Regions from separate parts of the Homo sapiens genome. Here region 1 is linked to region 2. A link is a contact called in ENCODE Hi-C or POLR2A ChIA-PET data. All regions are on one chromosome and are shown on one strand. Each heading gives the region's core, a stretch centred on a gene start or an enhancer-like site at or near the end of the contact. The rest is flanking DNA. Distances are from core to core; before and after follow the strand shown.

What was found. Hi-C counts contacts between places; a loop is a spot of excess contacts on that map. ChIA-PET counts read pairs that join two places held with the same protein, here RNA polymerase II (POLR2A). Pooled maps may share reads with other maps.
Region 1: a map of IMR-90 shows a loop between it and region 2 (25-fold over the local background). The contact joins the promoter of CAVIN3 here to the promoter of TRIM3 in region 2. A Hi-C loop is called at or near these places in 6 of 168 maps with a recorded cell type or tissue (IMR-90, Right ventricle myocardium inferior, ascending aorta and 3 more) and 20 of 50 pooled maps. POLR2A ChIA-PET finds 5 or more read pairs at or near these places in 10 of 52 experiments (AG04450, BJ, GM10248 and 7 more).

Annotation. Positions count from the first base shown.
Region 1 is chr11:6,319,251-6,324,968 of GRCh38, reverse strand. CAVIN3 (caveolae associated protein 3) reads left to right here and starts at 4,468. Exons shown (of 2, transcript NM_145040.3): 1 at 4,468-4,876; 2 at 5,405-5,718. The coding sequence starts at 4,493. LOC101927825 (a long non-coding RNA gene) reads right to left here. Exons shown (of 7, transcript XR_930998.4): 1 at 5,272-5,718; 2 at 1,277-1,384; 3 at 934-1,075. RefSeq lists enhancers at 3,702-3,791, 3,822-3,881, 3,892-4,251, 4,462-4,511, 5,055-5,718.
Region 2 is chr11:6,472,102-6,477,367 of GRCh38, reverse strand. It overlaps TRIM3 (tripartite motif containing 3), which reads left to right and starts at 3,427. Exons shown (of 12, transcript NM_033278.4): 1 at 3,427-3,577. ARFIP2 (ARF interacting protein 2) reads left to right here. Exons shown (of 8, transcript NM_001376558.2): 8 at 100-849. The coding sequence ends at 255. RefSeq lists a silencer at 3,301-3,530 and enhancers at 2,888-3,826, 3,827-4,766.

The DNA.
Region 1 (5,718 bases), core at 3,219-5,718, 150 kb after region 2:
ACAATAAGTTTCCACTTTTCATGTCCATACCATGGGGTATGAGAGAGTAGATGCCAGCCACACCCCTAGTTTAGAGAATTTTTTTTTTTTTTTGAGACGGAATTTCACCCCTGTTGCCCAGGCTGGAGGGCAACGGCACAATCTCAGCTCACCACAACCTCTGCCTCCTGGGTTCAAGTAATTCTCCCATCTCAGCCTCCCGAGTAGCTGGGATTGCAGGCATGTGCCACCATCTCTGGCTAATTTTGTATTTTTAGTAGAGACGGGGTTTCTCCATGTTGGTCAGGCTGGTCTCAAACTCCCGACCTCAGGTGATCCGCCCACCCTGGCCTCCCAAAGTGCTGGGATGACAGGTGTGAGCCACCGCATCTGGCTAAGAATAGAAATTTTTAAGACCACTGCCTTAGAGGTGTTATAAAGTTTTTTAATTGGGAAGCCATCAGGCTGAGATGGCTCCACCACATTTGATTCCTACATAAGCAAACCAAAGCCCAATGTAAAAAGTAAAAGAAAACTAGGGACCTTACCAATCAGAAACCACCAACTAACCTCTAACTAGGGGAATTTCCATATTAATGAATCAAATATATTTTCTTTGTCTTACTTCCATGTTCAGCCTATAAAAGCTCACTGCCCACACTGCTGCAGCTGAGCTCTCTGAACCTCTTTTGGCCTTGAGTGCAGCCTAATTTATGAATTGTTCTTAGCTCAAATAAACCCTTTAAAATTTTAAGGTTCGTAAGTTTATTTTTGAACAGAGGGCATCATTCTGCATCTTTCTTTGTTTTCTTCTTTTCTTACCCTTTTTGGAAACTGCAATACAGTTCTTCCTTGGATACTTTATAATCAAGGTCACTCTACTACAATTTCTGTCAATCTCTGCATTATTGACTCAGGCATTCTTCTAGCTGGCCCCAAGTTATTTTTACTTACCTCATGGCTTCCATTTTCCACTATCAGCCAGTTCATATGGCTTTTAAACTTGAGGCTTTGGGGAGACTGGTAGAACCATCATTGGCTTTATTGTTAAGTTTAAGGTCCTCCTTGTTCCAGATATCCAGAGAGGGAGTTAGTGCTACAGGAGATGGAAAAAAATTAGGCAGATAGTGAGGGCAAAAGAGTCCTCAGCAGAATTTCCCTTTTAACAAAAATCAGCCCCCAAATCATTTCTTTTCTAACAAAGAACAGCCTGAAAAATCAAGCTGCAAACATAGATAAGCAAGCTGGAAGCCTGCAGGGGTGAATGCCAGCAGCTGTGTCAATAGAAAAGGGCTACCTGGGGGCCAGGTATGTTCAACATGGAGGCTCCATCTTCCCTTTTCTTTGTCACCACAGTTACAGTAAAGAAACAGGCAACATGGCACTGGCCAGGTAGAGAACCCATCTGCAAAATAAAAGATTAGGGTGGGGGTGGCCATCTTTTTGTGCCTATACAAATGGCATACCTAGCCCTAACCAGTTTTTTGAGCTGTATGCAAATGACACACCTGGTCCAACCAATCTTTTGTGCCCTATGTAAATGACACACTGCCTCCTTAAGGTCATCTATAAAATCCCTTGCATTCCACGGTGGAACCAGCAACCCATTTCTCTGGGACCCCTCTCTGCTGCAGAGAGCTCTTCTTTTTCTTTTGCCTATTCAACTTCTGCTCTGAACCTCTTTGTGTGTCCATGTCCTAGTTTTCCATAGCTGTGACACAACCAATCTCGGGTATTTACTCCAGACAACAATGCCACTTCATTACCAGGTTTTAAAAAAATATCTGTCTATGCTGGGCGCGGTGGCTCACGCCTGTAATCCCAGCACTTTGGGAGGCCAAGGTGGGCGGATCATGGGGTCAGGAGTTCAAGACCAGCCTGACCAACATGGTGAAATCCTGCCTCTACTAAAATTACAAAAATTAGCTGGGCGTGGTCACGCGTGCCTGTAATCCCAGCTACTCAGGAGGCTGAGGCAGGGGAATTGCTTGAACCTGGGAGGCGGAGGTTGCAGTGAGCCAAGATCGCGCGTTTGCACTCCAGCCTGGGTGACAGAGCGAGACTTGGTCTCAGGAAAAAAAAAAAAAATCTATCCAAATCTATCCAAGTATCTATGCAAGTACTTCTTACTTCCAAATGCACTGAATTTCCTTAGCCCCACTCATCAAAGCTGGTGATTCTTTCATAGGCTTCCTGTAATATTAATATCCATTCCCAGTAGTACCCAGATTTTTGTACAGATATCCACTTTTCCTCCCATACCACCCTAATACTCCTGGGGAAGCTGAATCTACTCTACTTCAGAATTGATCTAACTTGTCAAAAGCCAATTATTAGATTTCTTGTCAGTGATTGTTTAGGGAACATAGGCCTAAACCCATCAATGCATGTCATTTTTGTAGCCATAGAATTTGGATTTGGAAAAGCCATGTAACCCAGTGGAAGGCAAGTGTAAAAATTCTGGGAGGCTTCTGGGAAATAAATGTCCTAAATTTTAAGATGGTCCCCTTTTTTTTTTAAGATCTTGTGCAGAGTTGTGAGGCCTGGAATGAAGCTGACACCTGTGCGTATGTGGGCACATACACATGGGTAGGGGGTGTGTGGGGGACATGGGGGAGTGTGAGAGGTGCGGGATGGGGCTCATAGTTGAGCAGTGGAGAGAACTGTAGAAAACCAGATTTGGAGCTGTGAATGACTCACACTTAATCACCACTCTACCAATCCTCTTTTTCAATTATGTTTGAATTGAGTTTCCTGTTACTAAGTACTGTTTGAATTGAGTTTTTGTTCCCTCAGTCTGAAAGCATTTTAACTGGTACATCCCTGATGGATCTCTCTGGGTAAATGTAGTTTCACTGGAAGAGATGGTGATTCCCACCAGATTCCCAAGAGAGCTTATTTTCTCTTGTATTAAGCAGCAGGGGTCAGGCTTATGGCCTTGTATTTGTAGAAATCAGCCATCAGCTTAGCATCACCAGATTTCTGGCATTAGCTGCCCACGTCTGTGGCACTTCAGGCCCATGTAACTATTTCCAGAGTGACACAAGTTTCTTCCACAGTTGTCAACAAGTGGCCCTCACAGGTTCAGTGAGAAGAGGAAGAGGGAGAGAGATCATCAGGATTAATGGATTACTTGCATTTGTGAGACGGTTTGCCAAGTATTGCTACAAACAAGGCACGGGATTTTCTTTTTTCTTTTCTTTTTTTTTTGAGATGGAGTCTTGCTCTGTCCTCCAGGCTGTAGTGCAGTGGAGCAATCTTGGTTTACTGCATTCTCTGCCTCCCAGGTTCAAACGATTCTTCTGCCTCAGCCCTCCCGAGTAGCTGGGATTACAGGCGTGTGTCACAACGCCCTGCTAATTTTTGTATTTTTAGTAGAGACGGGGTTTTGCCATGTTGCCCAGGCTGGTCTGGAACTCCCTGCCTCACGTGATCCTCCCCCCTCGGCCTCCCAAAGTGGTGGGATTACAAGCATGAGCCACCGCGCCCGGCTAAGGCATGGGATGTTTCGAACTGCTGACATTAGAAATTCACAATCCACATCATTAACTGGATCCTCCATGCCCACTCTCTCCCTCTCTGCAGCAGCAATTTCAAATCTTTACTCTCCGCAGTTCCACAGAACACAAGAAACAAACAAACAAGCAAAAAAAGTCAGGCAGGAGCCCAAGTAACCTCTATCAAAGCAAAGACCAGTGCCTAGTCTAACGCTTTTAAGGATTTTAAAAGAGGTGAAGGTGTCCTGCTTATCCTCCAAGCTTGGGTGCTGGGGCCGGGGCGGCTGAGATTTACCAGTGAAACCCAAAGAAAGAGAGGGCAGAAAACTAGAGAAAAGAAACCAGATAATGCTACCCAAGAGGACGAAATAAAGAAGCAGGAAACGAAGCCTGAGGCTAAACCCTGGAGATGACTATTAGGAAAACACCAGAGGATGCCCCGCCCGCCAGCCCACAATGAGCAGCCTGTCCAAGTCACAAAGCGGGGCCTCGGGCCTTGACAGTTCGCGATCTGTAAGCAGAATGTTCCAGGGCCTCCCTGTCGCCTGCATCCAGCCTGGGGGCAATCTTCACTGGTGTGGGAGGCCGAAAGTGGACGGCGACGGAGGCCCCTCTGGTTATCTCTTTGCCGTGCCAACACAGTCTCTGCGCCCACTAAGATGCATGAAATAAAAATTTCCGTGACTCGCCCTTTGCAGTGGAGAACTGAAACAGGCACACCAGGGAATTGGAGCGGAGGAGGGTAACTCAAACTCAGAGTGAGAGGGTTTGCAGGGGGCCGATTTGGGGCCAACAGGCTTCCCAGCAGGCCCCCGGCGCGGGACAGCGGAAGGCGAAACGCTTTCAAGAGACCCCGCTGCCAACATCCCCACGCCCTCGCGCCCTCCCGCCGCCCCAGAAGGCCAACTCCGCCTGCCTGAGTCACAGCTGGAGCTGGGGAGGAGCCAGGGAAAGGAGGCCCCTGACCGTAGTGCGGCCAGCAGTTGCAGGCAGACGGAGCAGAGCGGTCAGGGATCATGAGGGAGAGTGCGTTGGAGCGGGGGCCTGTGCCCGAGGCGCCGGCGGGGGGTCCCGTGCACGCCGTGACGGTGGTGACCCTGCTGGAGAAGCTGGCCTCCATGCTGGAGACTCTGCGGGAGCGGCAGGGAGGCCTGGCTCGAAGGCAGGGAGGCCTGGCAGGGTCCGTGCGCCGCATCCAGAGCGGCCTGGGCGCTCTGAGTCGCAGCCACGACACCACCAGCAACACCTTGGCGCAGCTGCTGGCCAAGGCGGAGCGCGTGAGCTCGCACGCCAACGCCGCCCAAGAGCGCGCGGTGCGCCGCGCAGCCCAGGTGCAGCGGCTGGAGGCCAACCACGGGCTGCTGGTGGCGCGCGGGAAGCTCCACGTTCTGCTCTTCAAGGTCAGTGACCTCAAACGGTCCCCAATCCGAGGCCTTTGCCGGCCTGTGGGCCACCAGCTGGGGGCTCCCCGCTTCCATCCACCTACCACACCCACATTCCTGACCCCTCCCGCCGTCTGTTGCTGTGGAACAGACTCACAGAGCCGCACCCACTTCCCAAGACCCAGCCCCATCCCTCCCTCTCACGCCTGAGCCCCGCCTGGCCAATCCAAGCCCGCCCAGCTCTAGCTCAGGCCACGTCCGCAGAATTTGGTCTGAGTCCCAGCCAATCCCTAAAATAACGGTGGTTGAAAGGGCATTCCGTGACTGCGGGCACTATCCTCTTCTCGCCCCTCACCAGGCCTCACCTACTTTACAGCGTTTTGCAGTTCGCACGCAGCTTTCCCTCCCCTTACCTTCCCACGCCTGCCTTTCCCCCCAGACTCTGGCTGCGGAGGTAAAAGGTTTCCCTTGTGTAATTAAGGAGTGAGTTTCGGGCTGCTGGGGGTAAGGAGCTGCCAGGATCAGTGCTGTGTCCGTCACATGCAGGAGGAGGGTGAAGTCCCAGCCAGCGCTTTCCAGAAGGCACCAGAGCCCTTGGGCCCGGCGGACCAGTCCGAGCTGGGCCCAGAGCAGCTGGAGGCCGAAGTTGGAGAGAGCTCGGACGAGGAGCCGGTGGAGTCCAGGGCCCAGCGGCTGCGGCGCACCGGATTGCAGAAGGTACAGAGCCTCCGAAGGGCCCTTTCGGGCCGGAAAGGCCCTGCAGCGCCACCGCCCACCCCGGTCAAGCCGCCTCGCCTTGGGCCTGGCCGGAGCGCTGAAGCCCAGCCGGAAGCCCAGCCTGCGCTGGAGCCCACGCTGGA
Region 2 (5,266 bases), core at 2,178-4,677:
CAGAGTCCTTGTGCCCCTGGTCTGTGCCTGGGCTCAGGCTCATAGACCCTCAAGAAGGGCGCCTGAGTCCAGCCTTAGCTGACCCTGCTGGACCCCCAGATCAAGGTGATGCACAAGCAGCTGCTGCTCTTCCACAATGCTGTGTCCGCCTACTTTGCTGGGAACCAGAAACAGCTGGAGCAGACCCTGCAGCAGTTCAACATCAAGCTGCGGCCTCCAGGAGCTGAGAAACCCTCCTGGCTAGAGGAGCAGTGAGCTGCTCCCAGCCCAACTTGGCTATCAAGAAAGACATTGGGAAGGGCAGCCCCAGGGTGTGGGAGATTGGACATGGTACATCCTTTGTCACTTGCCCTCTGGCTTGGGCTCCTTTTTCTGGCTGGGGCCTGACACCAGTTTTGCCCACATTGCTATGGTGGGAAGAGGGCCTGGAGGCCCAGAAGTTGCTGCCCTGTCTATCTTCCTGGCCACAGGGCTTCATTCCCAGATCTTTTCCTTCCACTTCACAGCCAACGGCTATGACAAAACCACTCCCTGGCCAATGGCATCACTCTTCAGGCTGGGGTGTGCTCCCTGACCAATGACAGAGCCTGAAAATGCCCTGTCAGCCAATGGCAGCTCTTCTCGGACTCCCCTGGGCCAATGATGTTGCGTCTAATACCCTTTGTCTCTCCTCTATGCGTGCCCATTGCAGAGAAGGGGACTGGGACCAAAGGGGTGGGGATAATGGGGAGCCCCATTGCTGGCCTTGCATCTGAATAGGCCTACCCTCACCCACCCACCCAGTTTAATTGTGCTTAGAGCCCAAGAAGATTGGGATCTAGCACTAGGAATAAACCTTTCATAAAAGCAGGCCCAGCGAGGTCAATTTGTCGGGGACTCTAGGAGGGTGGCCTGGGTGGAGACAAGCTCAGTCTAATCAAACACCAGAACCCTATCAAGTCAAAAGAGCTGGGGCCAGGCAGCTGAAGTCACAGGTTTCAGAGATGGTTTGAAGGCCCAGTCTTCTCTCCCAGCCTCAGTTGGAGCCAAAGCTTTGTCCTTTAGCCAGCACCAAGATAGCTATGGATCTTAAGAGCACCAGATCCAGAGGGGGTTGGGTTTGCTGACCTTCATCATGCATTCATTCATACAGCAAATATTTACTGAGTGCTTTCATTTGCCAGGGACTGCGTTAGGCCCTGGGGAAACATCAGTGAATAAAACACGGTCCCTGCCCACAGTGCTTAGGGCCTACTGAGGGAAAGAAGTAACCAGGCAACTACAAAACAGTGATAAGTATTAGGATACAGAAGTACAGAGGGCGCTGTGGGAGCACAAAGGAGGGGCATCTGGCATGGACTGGGGTGGAAATGGGGATGTCAGTTTGAAAGCTGAGACCTGGCCAGGTGCGGTGGCTCACTCCTGTAATCCCAGCACTTTGGGAGGCCGAGGCGGGCGGATCACCAGGTCAGGAGATCAAGACCATCCTGGCTAACACGGTGAAAACCCATCTCTACTAAAAATGCAAGAAAATTAGCCCGGCACGGTGGCTGGCGCCTGTAGTCCTGTAGTCCCAGCTACTCGGGAGGCTGAGGCAGGAGAATGGTGTGAACCCGGGAGGCGGAGCTTGCAGTGGAGCCAAGATTGCGCCACTGCACTCCAGCCTGGGCAACAGAGCGGGACTCCATCTCAAAAAAAAAAAAAAAAAAGCTGAGACCTGAAGGGTGAGTAGATGACAAACAGGCAGGGTAAAGGGAAGAGCATCCCAGGCAGAGAGGCTAGCATATAATGAAGGCTCTGAGTAGGAACTGGGAGGAATTGCTTGGAATGAAAAATGAAGAGGGAGTGGCTAGATGAAGACTGCAGGCTGGTTAAGGACTTTTGCCCTCTGGAGAAGGAGCTGAGAAGTGTTTTAAGCAGAAATTTGACTGCATGGGAGAAGTATAGAGTTGAGAAAAGTAGTCCTCTGAGGCTTAAGATAGTGTCATCTAGACTCCAGTTCCCTCATCTTGGGTAGCATAGTAGCCCCAGCCCAAAACTGCAAGCATGATCCCCGTCTGGGTTTCCTTCACAAGCACTGGAGCATCTTGTGCTATGTGCTGAACTCAGGTGGATAAGAGGTTGAGGCGGTTCCCAAAGCTCCTGCTGCACCCAGGTGTTGAGCCTAAATCTGAACCTTGTGGAGAGGTCACAAGAAAGATCCCTAACAGCACTTTGGTTTAGTCAGGGCTAGGTGTCATCACCTGTATGCCCTTTGGCCAAGGAAACCAGAATTTTTCAGGATTTTCCCCACCTCTGGAAGGCTGGAGGAAGGGGAAGACCCACTCAGCAGATTCCCATAGTGCAGGGATCCTCACAGGCATGACTTTGCCCTTTGTCATGGATACTGCAGCTCCCAGACAGTCTTCTGGGCTTTGATCAGCCTGCAATCATCTGACTAGAGCTTGATTTTTGGGGCAGGGAAGGTGGTCCTTATATGAGCTGCCACTTAATGGGCCACTGGGGATTTTTCAACATGAAAGGTACCGAGTCTCCAAATGCTGGTTGTAGGGCCTAAAAACAGGGCTCAACTCCAGGTTCTGCCACTTTCTAGCTGAGTGATGAGGGCTAACGTCTGGGGAGCAAGATCCCTATTTTTTCCCATTGTAAAATTGGGCTAATAAAAGATGCTACCTACTGACTATTAAATAATATATGTAAAGTGGCTAGTTCTGTGTCGGCACATAATAACCACTCAGTCCCTGTAAACTGTTACAATTATTTTCCACTTGGGGCTGCTTTTTGCACAAGGCGATGATTCTGAGAATTGTCCAGTGTCTTTGGTGTGAGGAAGGGAGTCGCTGGATGGTCTGAACCAGAATTTCCTCAGGAGGGGGCTCCTGAAGCGCCCAAAGCCTAATCAAATCCCCCACCTTTCTACCCCTTAACTCCTTCTCCCAGAGTTCTGGGTACTGCCCTTCTGCCGCCCAGAGATCGTGCTGAGGTACAGACGGTTTCTACGTCTTCCTGGTCAGCCGATAGACTAGCATATTCCATAGGAGCACTCCAAGGAAGCCGGAAAGGGCGCCTCCAGGAGGCAGGCGGCCCAGACAGGCTCCCAGAGTCCGAAATCCCTGCTGCCCCAGCTGCCTTTTCTTGACGGAGTCTCATCTCAATCCCTGAGACCGACTACACCGCCCTTCCCGGAGCCGGAGGCAGCTGGCGGAGATCCGGGATCCGAGATCCGGGATCCGGCTCGCCGGCCCGCCGGCTCCCTAGCAGCACCAAGGAGGCAGCGTCCGCAGGAGGTGGAGGCGTTGGCGGGGGGGCGTGCGGGTGCGGTAGGGGTGGGCAGGCGGGGTGGGCGGGGCCTCCGCGGCGGCGGGCGGGGCGTGGGTGGGTCTTCCCTACTGGAGTCACCCCCTCCCCCGGCCGGTCCGCAGCCCCGCCCCGGCCCCTCCCTCCGGCCTGTGCGGCTAGTCCGGCGGCGGCGCCGGCGCGGGGACAGGCGGAGGCGCGGGCAGGGCCGGGCGGACGGGCGCTGGCAGCAGTAGCAGCGCCGCGGGCCCTTCAGAGTGGCCGCAGTCCGAGCTTTGCCCTCGCATCCTGTTCCAACGCGGTGAGTGCGACGGGCGGGCCCCAAGGGTGCGTTTGTATTCCTGTCAGCCCGGGTCTGGGTCGGAGCGTCTGTGGGTGGGGGCACAGATGATTTTCAAAAGCTGTGCCTCTCTCTGCCCACGTGAGGCGTGTCCATGTCCGTGAGAGCAGCAGGGGGATTCTTCGGGCTGTGGCTGCTCACGTGAGGTCCCTGTTTTGAGGCGGGGAGGCGCGGGTGGATGGGTGATGGTTCCTTAGGGGAGCGCGGGGTTTGGGAGCTTGTGTGTGTTGGCGGAGGGTGCTGAACGCTGCGGCCGAGGGTGGTGGTGGTGGTGCGTGCTGAGTGGGACTCTGGAATATTGTGGCCCATCTTGTCTGAAGGGCTCTTTTCTCCCTGGTGCAGACACCTCCACCCCTTGCTCCCCCACCCCCACCCTACCCCACCCCCCGCCCCTTCCATCCTCTGGTACCCACAGGCCCACCAGTCAGGATGGAGGACACCCTTTCCTCCCCATGCACTGCTCTGTGGACAGAAAGCCTCATGTGGAGGCTGTTTTTTTGTAGGAAAGGACCCCTCTGGTTCTCCTGTAGCCTGAGCCCTGCCTGGAGGACCCCAGGCCCCTCCCTGGTTCTGACCTCCTCCCTTCTGCAATTGGCTTCAGATCCTGGGCTGCAAACCTGCAGGGACAGATGGTTGCAGGTTGGAGGGGCAGGCTGCACCCCAGGGAGGTCAGTTCGACTGAGGGCAGGCCCTGGGCTTGTTCTTGGTGTGGGGGTTCTCTGATGTGGACAACAGAAACTCAGGACTGGCCCTAGCAGGAAGATCACATCTGGGAGGTCACAGCAGGTGCAGAAAACATCACAGGTCTCCCTTGGCCAGTCTGTCTAGCTCACTGGTGCCCATTCATCCCCTAAGCAGGGGATGATTTGCTGCAGAATTGGAATCAGAGCTGCAGGCCTGACAGTAGCCCTGCCTCCTTGGGCTTGTATGCCTCCAGTGACAGAGCACTTGCTACTTTCTGCTGTGGAAAAGCTTCCTTATATTAAGCAGAGGTCTCTCTTCTTGGGACTTTATTCACTTGTCTTGTTACTGCCATTACTTTTGCATCTCTCTCTGATGAAAGGGAACTGCAGAGATTTAAACAGAGCTCTCCTGTAACCAACATATACTGAGTACTTCCTGTGTGCCAGGTACTGCCACAGCCACTTAGGAGACAATGGCATTCTTGCCGAGAGAACTTGAGCAAAGAGTCCATCGTTGGGATAGTATAGCCCAGGTTCAGAAAAGCAGAAAAACCATATGGTTAGAATAGAGAGCGTTCATAGAGTGTCACAGGTGACTTAAAACTCAGCAAACATTTATTTACGGGGGCGAGGGGGCAGGGGGAGTGTGGAGGGGAGGCAACTAAGACCATCCTCTAACACATTTAGCCTAACAGTGGAAACTAGAAGTCAAATCATCGAGGTAGTACAAGATGGGATTTAATCATGGGCTCATGGTACAATCTGTGGAAGCCCTTGGCTTGAGAGGGAACCTTGGGAATCTCAGATTTTGAGAAAACATCCCTCTTCTCCCAATTTACAAATAAGGGAATGGGGTTGGAACTTACCTAGAGTTTCACCTTGTGTTAGTGGAGTTAGTTACAGCATTAGGACTAGATCCTAGATCTCCTAACTTTTTAAACCTAGCCAAATTTCAGAGGCAGAATTG